Regions from separate parts of the Homo sapiens genome. Here region 2 is linked to region 1. A link is an interaction called in ENCODE POLR2A ChIA-PET data of the cell type or tissue named here. Cell type or tissue: K562. All regions are shown on one strand. Links, peaks and the distances in the headings refer to the core of each region. The heading gives the core; the rest is flanking DNA.

The links. Peaks named below come from ENCODE experiments on the same cell type or tissue, not always from the same donor. Only the 100,000 strongest peaks of a DNase experiment are listed, where the experiment ranks them.
Region 2: POLR2A ChIA-PET joins it to region 1 with 5 read pairs; 3 of 35 experiments call an interaction of 5 or more read pairs at or near these places.

What each region holds. Positions count from the first base shown.
Region 1 is chr1:26,065,377-26,068,285 of GRCh38, reverse strand. TRIM63 (tripartite motif containing 63) reads left to right here and starts at 656. Exons shown (of 9, transcript NM_032588.4): 1 at 656-950; 2 at 1,846-2,018. The coding sequence starts at 792. In K562, for the core only: no CTCF peak of the experiment used is centred there; a DNase peak (open chromatin) is centred at 1,205.
Region 2 is chr1:26,509,307-26,512,215 of GRCh38, reverse strand. No RefSeq gene overlaps it. Among named protein-coding and RNA genes, the nearest start is that of RPS6KA1, 19 kb to the left of the region's middle. In K562, for the core only: no CTCF peak of the experiment used is centred there; no DNase peak of the experiment used is centred there.

The sequences.
Region 1 (2,909 bases), core at 257-2,756:
ACTCCAGAGGAGGGGATGGAATTGATTTAGGTCAGTGAGGGGTTGCGTGGGGCTGGGAGGGGGTTGAGGTTGGGAGGCTGAAGGAGGAGACTCCCTTCAACCTGGGAGGTGGAGGTTGCAGTGAGCAGAGATCGTGCCACTGCACAATCCTTTCTATCTCCCTTCCTGGGCTGTGAGTTTCTCGGGGCAGGGAAACAGATCACTCATCCATCTGTCACGTTGTGATGTATACTAGTTGCCTGATGTATATACTAGTACTCAGAAAAATGTCTGATGAATGAATAAAATTCATTCATCGAACATTTTCATCATAGCATTGGCTATTAACCCCTTGAATCCCCGTGGCTCACTTGCTGGGTCCCATCCCTGACCCACTAGCCTGGTGCCGGGGGGAGACCAATTTCTGGAGGAAGCTCTGGGTACCCAGTCTTGCCCTAAGCCTGCCTCTGAACAGGCTGTTCTTGTTTATGACCCCCGTCCCAGCAGAATAGTGATTGCTCATCCCTGCATGTGATTTGAGAGGGCCAGTCTTTCAGGCCTGGAGGAAACTCAAGCCCCACCAGCCGCTTGGCATCGGAATGCTCAGCTGGTCCCCTCCTGGGGCTCATGTGACCAAGATCTAGCTATAAATATCAGAGGGGCCTCAGACCAAGACAGAATTCGGGCACCAGGAGAAGGAAGCCAACAGGATCCGACCCGGTGTTTTGTGACAAAGGCAAGACCCCCAGGTCTACTTAGAGCAAAGTTAGTAGAGGAGGCAGCTAGGCGTGGCTCTCATTCCTTCCCACAGAATGGATTATAAGTCGAGCCTGATCCAGGATGGGAATCCCATGGAGAACTTGGAGAAGCAGCTGATCTGCCCTATCTGCCTGGAGATGTTTACCAAGCCAGTGGTCATCTTGCCGTGCCAGCACAACCTGTGCCGGAAGTGTGCCAATGACATCTTCCAGGTAAGTGCCGGGTGCAGCTTCATTTGGGGTCCCCAGGTGGCTACTTGGCTTCCCTGTGATGAAACCCTTCTCCCTTAGACTTCCAACCTGGACAGCCTCTTTCCCCTTGGAAGTGAACCCCTGCAGAGGCCTCTGGACAGGGCTGAGAGGGGGCTGGGAGGCGGCTCTGGCTGCTGCGGTTCTTCTCCATAACACAAGTTTCCCCTCCCTGCCCTGCCCACAGCTCCCCCACCCCTGCCCTGAGCACTGCTGTTGACTCTCCAATCAAGAGTCAAATGCCTCAAGTGATAAGCGGGGTAGGCAGGGACAGGAGAGAGAAACCAGACCCCTGGGGCTGGAGCCAGGTCCTGGTGGCAAGAGGCCCAGAGCTTTGGGAGGAGGGTGTCAGGGAGGCAGTGGGCAGTAGAGGCATCTTCCCTTTTGAGGCTGTTCCCTATGATATGGGGGCAGAAGGGGCTCCAACTCCCCGAGAAAGGAAGGGGGTAGATGTCCTGGCTGGGAGGCAGGATGCGAGGTTCCCCATGGACACTTTACAAAATGTTCTTTCACGATATTATCTTTAAAGTAGCAGCCTTAGGAGCTTGCTCTCATTGTAATACCTATTTCATAAGTGGGCAAACTGAGGCCTACACAGATAAGGTTGCTTGCCCAAAATCACTCAGAGAATAAACATGACTTGAACCCAGGTCTCCTGCCTCCCCATCCTGACGATTGCTTAGCTGCTTCTCAGGTGCTCTGTGTGTGAGGACTGGTTCTCATCACAGTCTGCAGAGCTCCAGGTTGTTAGGTTTGACGGGGGTGGTTCGGATAGGCAGAGGAAAGGATAAGAGGAGATTAGAAAAGAGAAGGGCTAAGTAGGGAGCCCAGGCCTCACCTTGACCTTTGCCACCTGCAGGCTGCAAATCCCTACTGGACCAGCCGGGGCAGCTCAGTGTCCATGTCTGGAGGCCGTTTCCGCTGCCCCACCTGCCGCCACGAGGTGATCATGGATCGTCACGGAGTGTACGGCCTGCAGAGGAACCTGCTGGTGGAGAACATCATCGACATCTACAAACAGGAGTGCTCCAGGTCGGTTCTCGTGCCTGCTGGGGGCCCGCCCTCCTTCCCAGCCATGCTGTGCCTAGATCCCCCACGCTCCTTCCCCCTCCTTCATCTGCTCAGGATCCAGGCCTCTAGCTGGACTAGCTACACAAGCCATTCAGAGACAGGACTGGAGACCCATACACCCCAACCCAGCTCTCAGGATTGCTCAGCGGATGGGAAGGGGCCCAGACATTAGGCTGCCCTTCCAGGCAATACCAAGACAGAGACTGGGGGAAAGATGAGATGTGAGAGGGAGAGAAAGGCCCTGGGGCCAGCTAAGTGGCTCTGGTCAGCAGAGAAAATGCCCGGTGAGAAACAGCCAGGTTGTCTATAAGGATAGCAACAGCTACTCTCCCGTGTGCCATGAGGAACAGCGTCAGGCACTGGGAATGCTTCATCTAAGTACCTCCCAATAACTCTGTGAATCAGGCATGACTTTATTATCCTCATTTCACAGATGAGGAAACTGAGGCTCAAGAAGTGAAATCAATTAGCTAAGGTTTCCCAGCTGGGAAGTGAAAGAGCTGGGAGTTGACCCAGTCAATCTAGCTCTGAGTCTTCCTGCTAATAAAATAGCAGCTCATTCATAGGCAGAATGTGTGAGTGGTGGAGGTTGTGAAGGGTTGGCCTCAAACTGGGGAGAGAGGGCCAGGCATGGTGGCTCATGCCCATAATCCCAACACTCTGGGAGGCCAAGGTGGGATGATTGTTTGAGGCCAGGAGTTCAAGACAAGTCAGGGCAACATAGTGAGACCCTGTTTCTACAAAGTTTAAAAACTAGCTGGGCGTGGTGGGGCATGCCTGTAGTCCCAGCTCTTCAGGAGAATTGTTGAGCCAGGGAGGTCAAGGCTGCAGAGCCATGATTGTGCTACTGCA
Region 2 (2,909 bases), core at 251-2,750, 440 kb before region 1:
GTTCAAGTGATTCTCCGGCCTCACCCTCCCGAGTAGCTGGGATTACAGGTGCTTGCCACCATGCTCAGCCAATTTTTGTATTTTTAGTAGAGATAGGGTTTCACTATATTGGCTAGGCTGGTCTTGAACTCCTGACGTCAAGTGATCCACCCGCCTCAGCCTCCCAAAGTGCTGGGATTACAGGCATGAACCACTGTGCTCGGACTGAAGTCTGTTTCATCTACACTGAAAATATGTTGGGTGGGCATGGTGGCTCACTCCTGTAATCCCAGCACTTTGAGAGGCTGAGGCAGGTAGATCACTTGAGGGCAGGAGTTTGAGACCAACCTGGCCAACATGGTGAAACCTCATCTCTATTAAAAATACAAAAATTAGGCTGGGCGTGGTGGCTAATGCCTGTAATCCCAGCACTTTGGGAGGCCGATGAGGGTGGATCACCTGAGGTCAGGAGTTCAAAACCAGCCTGGTCAACATAGTGAAACCCCGTCTCTACTAAAAATACAAAACTAGCCTGGTGTGGTGGCACGTGCCTGTAATCCCAGCTACTCGGGAGGCTGAGGCAGGAGAATCGCTTGAACCCGGGAGGCGGAGGTTGCAGTGAGCCAAGATCAAGCCATTGCACTCCAACCTGGGTAACAAGAGCGAAACTCCGTCTCAAAAAAAAAAAAAAAAAATTAGCCAGGCGTTGTGGTGGGTGCCTGTATTCCCGGCAACGTGGGAGGCTGAGGCAGAGAATCACTTGAACTCGGGAGGCGGAGGTTGCAGTGCAAGATCGTGCCACTACACTGCAGCCTGGGTGACAGAAGGAGACTCTGTCTCCAAAAAAAAAAAAAAAAAAAAAAAAAAATTTCTGGATTATTTGCTAAAGCTTCTCCATTAGCACTTGCTGCTTCACCTTGCACTTTTTTTTTTAGATGAATTTTCGGTCTGCCGCCCAGGCTGGAGTGCAATGGCATGATCTCTGCTCACTGCAACCTCCACATTGTGAGTTCAAGCAATTCTCCTGCCTCAGCCTCCCAAGTAGCTGGGATTACAAGCATGCACCACCACACTCAGCTAATTTTTTTTGTATTTTAGTAGATACAGGGTTTCACCATGTCAGTCAGGCTGGTCTCACATTCCTGACCTCAAGTGATCTGCCTGCCTCAGCCTCCCAAAGTTCTGGGATTACAGGTGTGAGCCACTGCACCCAGCCCTGGCTAACTTTTTATTTTTGTAGAGACAGGGTCTCACTATGTTGCCCAAGCTGACTTCCAACTCCTGGACTCAAGTGATCCGCCTGCCTTGGCCTCCCAGAGAGCTGGGATTACAGGCATGAGCCACAGTGCCCAGCCTGTTCCACATTCTTGTCATTCATGTGTTCACTGGAGTAGCACTTTTAATTTCCTTTAAGAACTTTTCTTTTGCATTCACAACTTGGCTGACACAAGAGACCTAGCTTTTGGCCTTCCTCACTAAGTTTAATTAATTCTAGCTTTTGATTAAAAATGAGAGACATTCGAGTCTTCCTTTCACTTGAACACTTAGAGGCCACTGTAGGATTTTATTTTTATTATTATTTTTATTATACTTTAAGTTCTGGGGCACTGTAGGGTTTTTATTGGCCTAATTTCAATATTGTTTTATCTCAGGGAATAGGGAGGCCAGAGGGGAGGGAGAGAGATGAGGGAAGGGCACCGGTGGGTGGAACAGTCAGAAAACACACACCACTGAGACGGAGTCTCGCTCTGTCACCCAGGCTGGAGTGCAGTGGTGCGATCTCAGCTCACTGCAACCTCTGCCTCCTGGGTTCAAGCGATTCTTCTGCCTCAACCTCCCAAGTAGCTGGCACTACAGGTGCGAGCCACCACGCTTGGCTAATTTTTGTATTTTTAGTAGAGACAGGGTGTCACCATATTGGACAGGCTGGTCTCAAACTCCTAGACCTTGTGATCCACCCGCCTTGGCCTCCCAAAGTGCTGGGGTTACAGGCATGAGCCACTGCGCCCAGCTTAAGTTTGCCATCTTATATGGGCACAGTTTGTGGTGCCCCAAAACAATCACAATAGTAACATCAAAACTCACTGATCACAGATCACCATCACAGATACCATAACAATGAAACAATCTGAAATATTGTGAGAATTACCAAAATATGACACAGGCACGAAATGAACACATGCTGTAGGAAAAATGGTGCCTGTAGTTGCTCCACACGGGGTTGCCACAAACCTTCAATTTGTTAAAAACAAAATATCGATTGGGTGTGGTGGTTCACGCCCAGAATCCCAGCACTTTGGGAGGCCAAGATGGGAGGACTGCTTGAGTGCAGGAGTTCAAGATCAGCCTGGGCAACATACGGAGACCTCATCTCTACATAAAAAATAAAAAATAGGCTGGGTGCAGTGGCTCATGCCTGTAATCCTAACACTTTGGGAGGCCCAAGTGGGCGGATCACCTGAGGTCAGGAGTTTGAGACCAGCCTGACAAAATGGAGAAACCTCATCTCTACTAAAAATACAAAATTAGCTGGGCGTGGTGGTGCATGCCTGTAATCCCAGCTACTCCGGAGCCTGAGGCACGAGAATCGCTTGAACCCAGGAAGCGGATGTTGCGGTGAGCCGAGGTTGTGCCATTGCACTCCAGCCTGGGCAATAACAGCAAACCTCCATCTCAAATAATAATAATAATAATAATAATAAATTAATTAAATAAAATAAAAAATAAAATCAGCTGGGCCTGGTGCCTCGCACCTGTGATCGTAGTTACCGAGGAGCCTGAGGTTAGAGGATCACTTGAGCCTGGGCAATTGGGGCTGCAGTGAGCGGTGATCATGCCACTGCACTTGCCTGGGTGACAGAGCAAGACCCCATCTAAAAAAAAAATTTGATGAAGCACAAGTAAAGTGCAATAAAATGAGGTATGCCTAC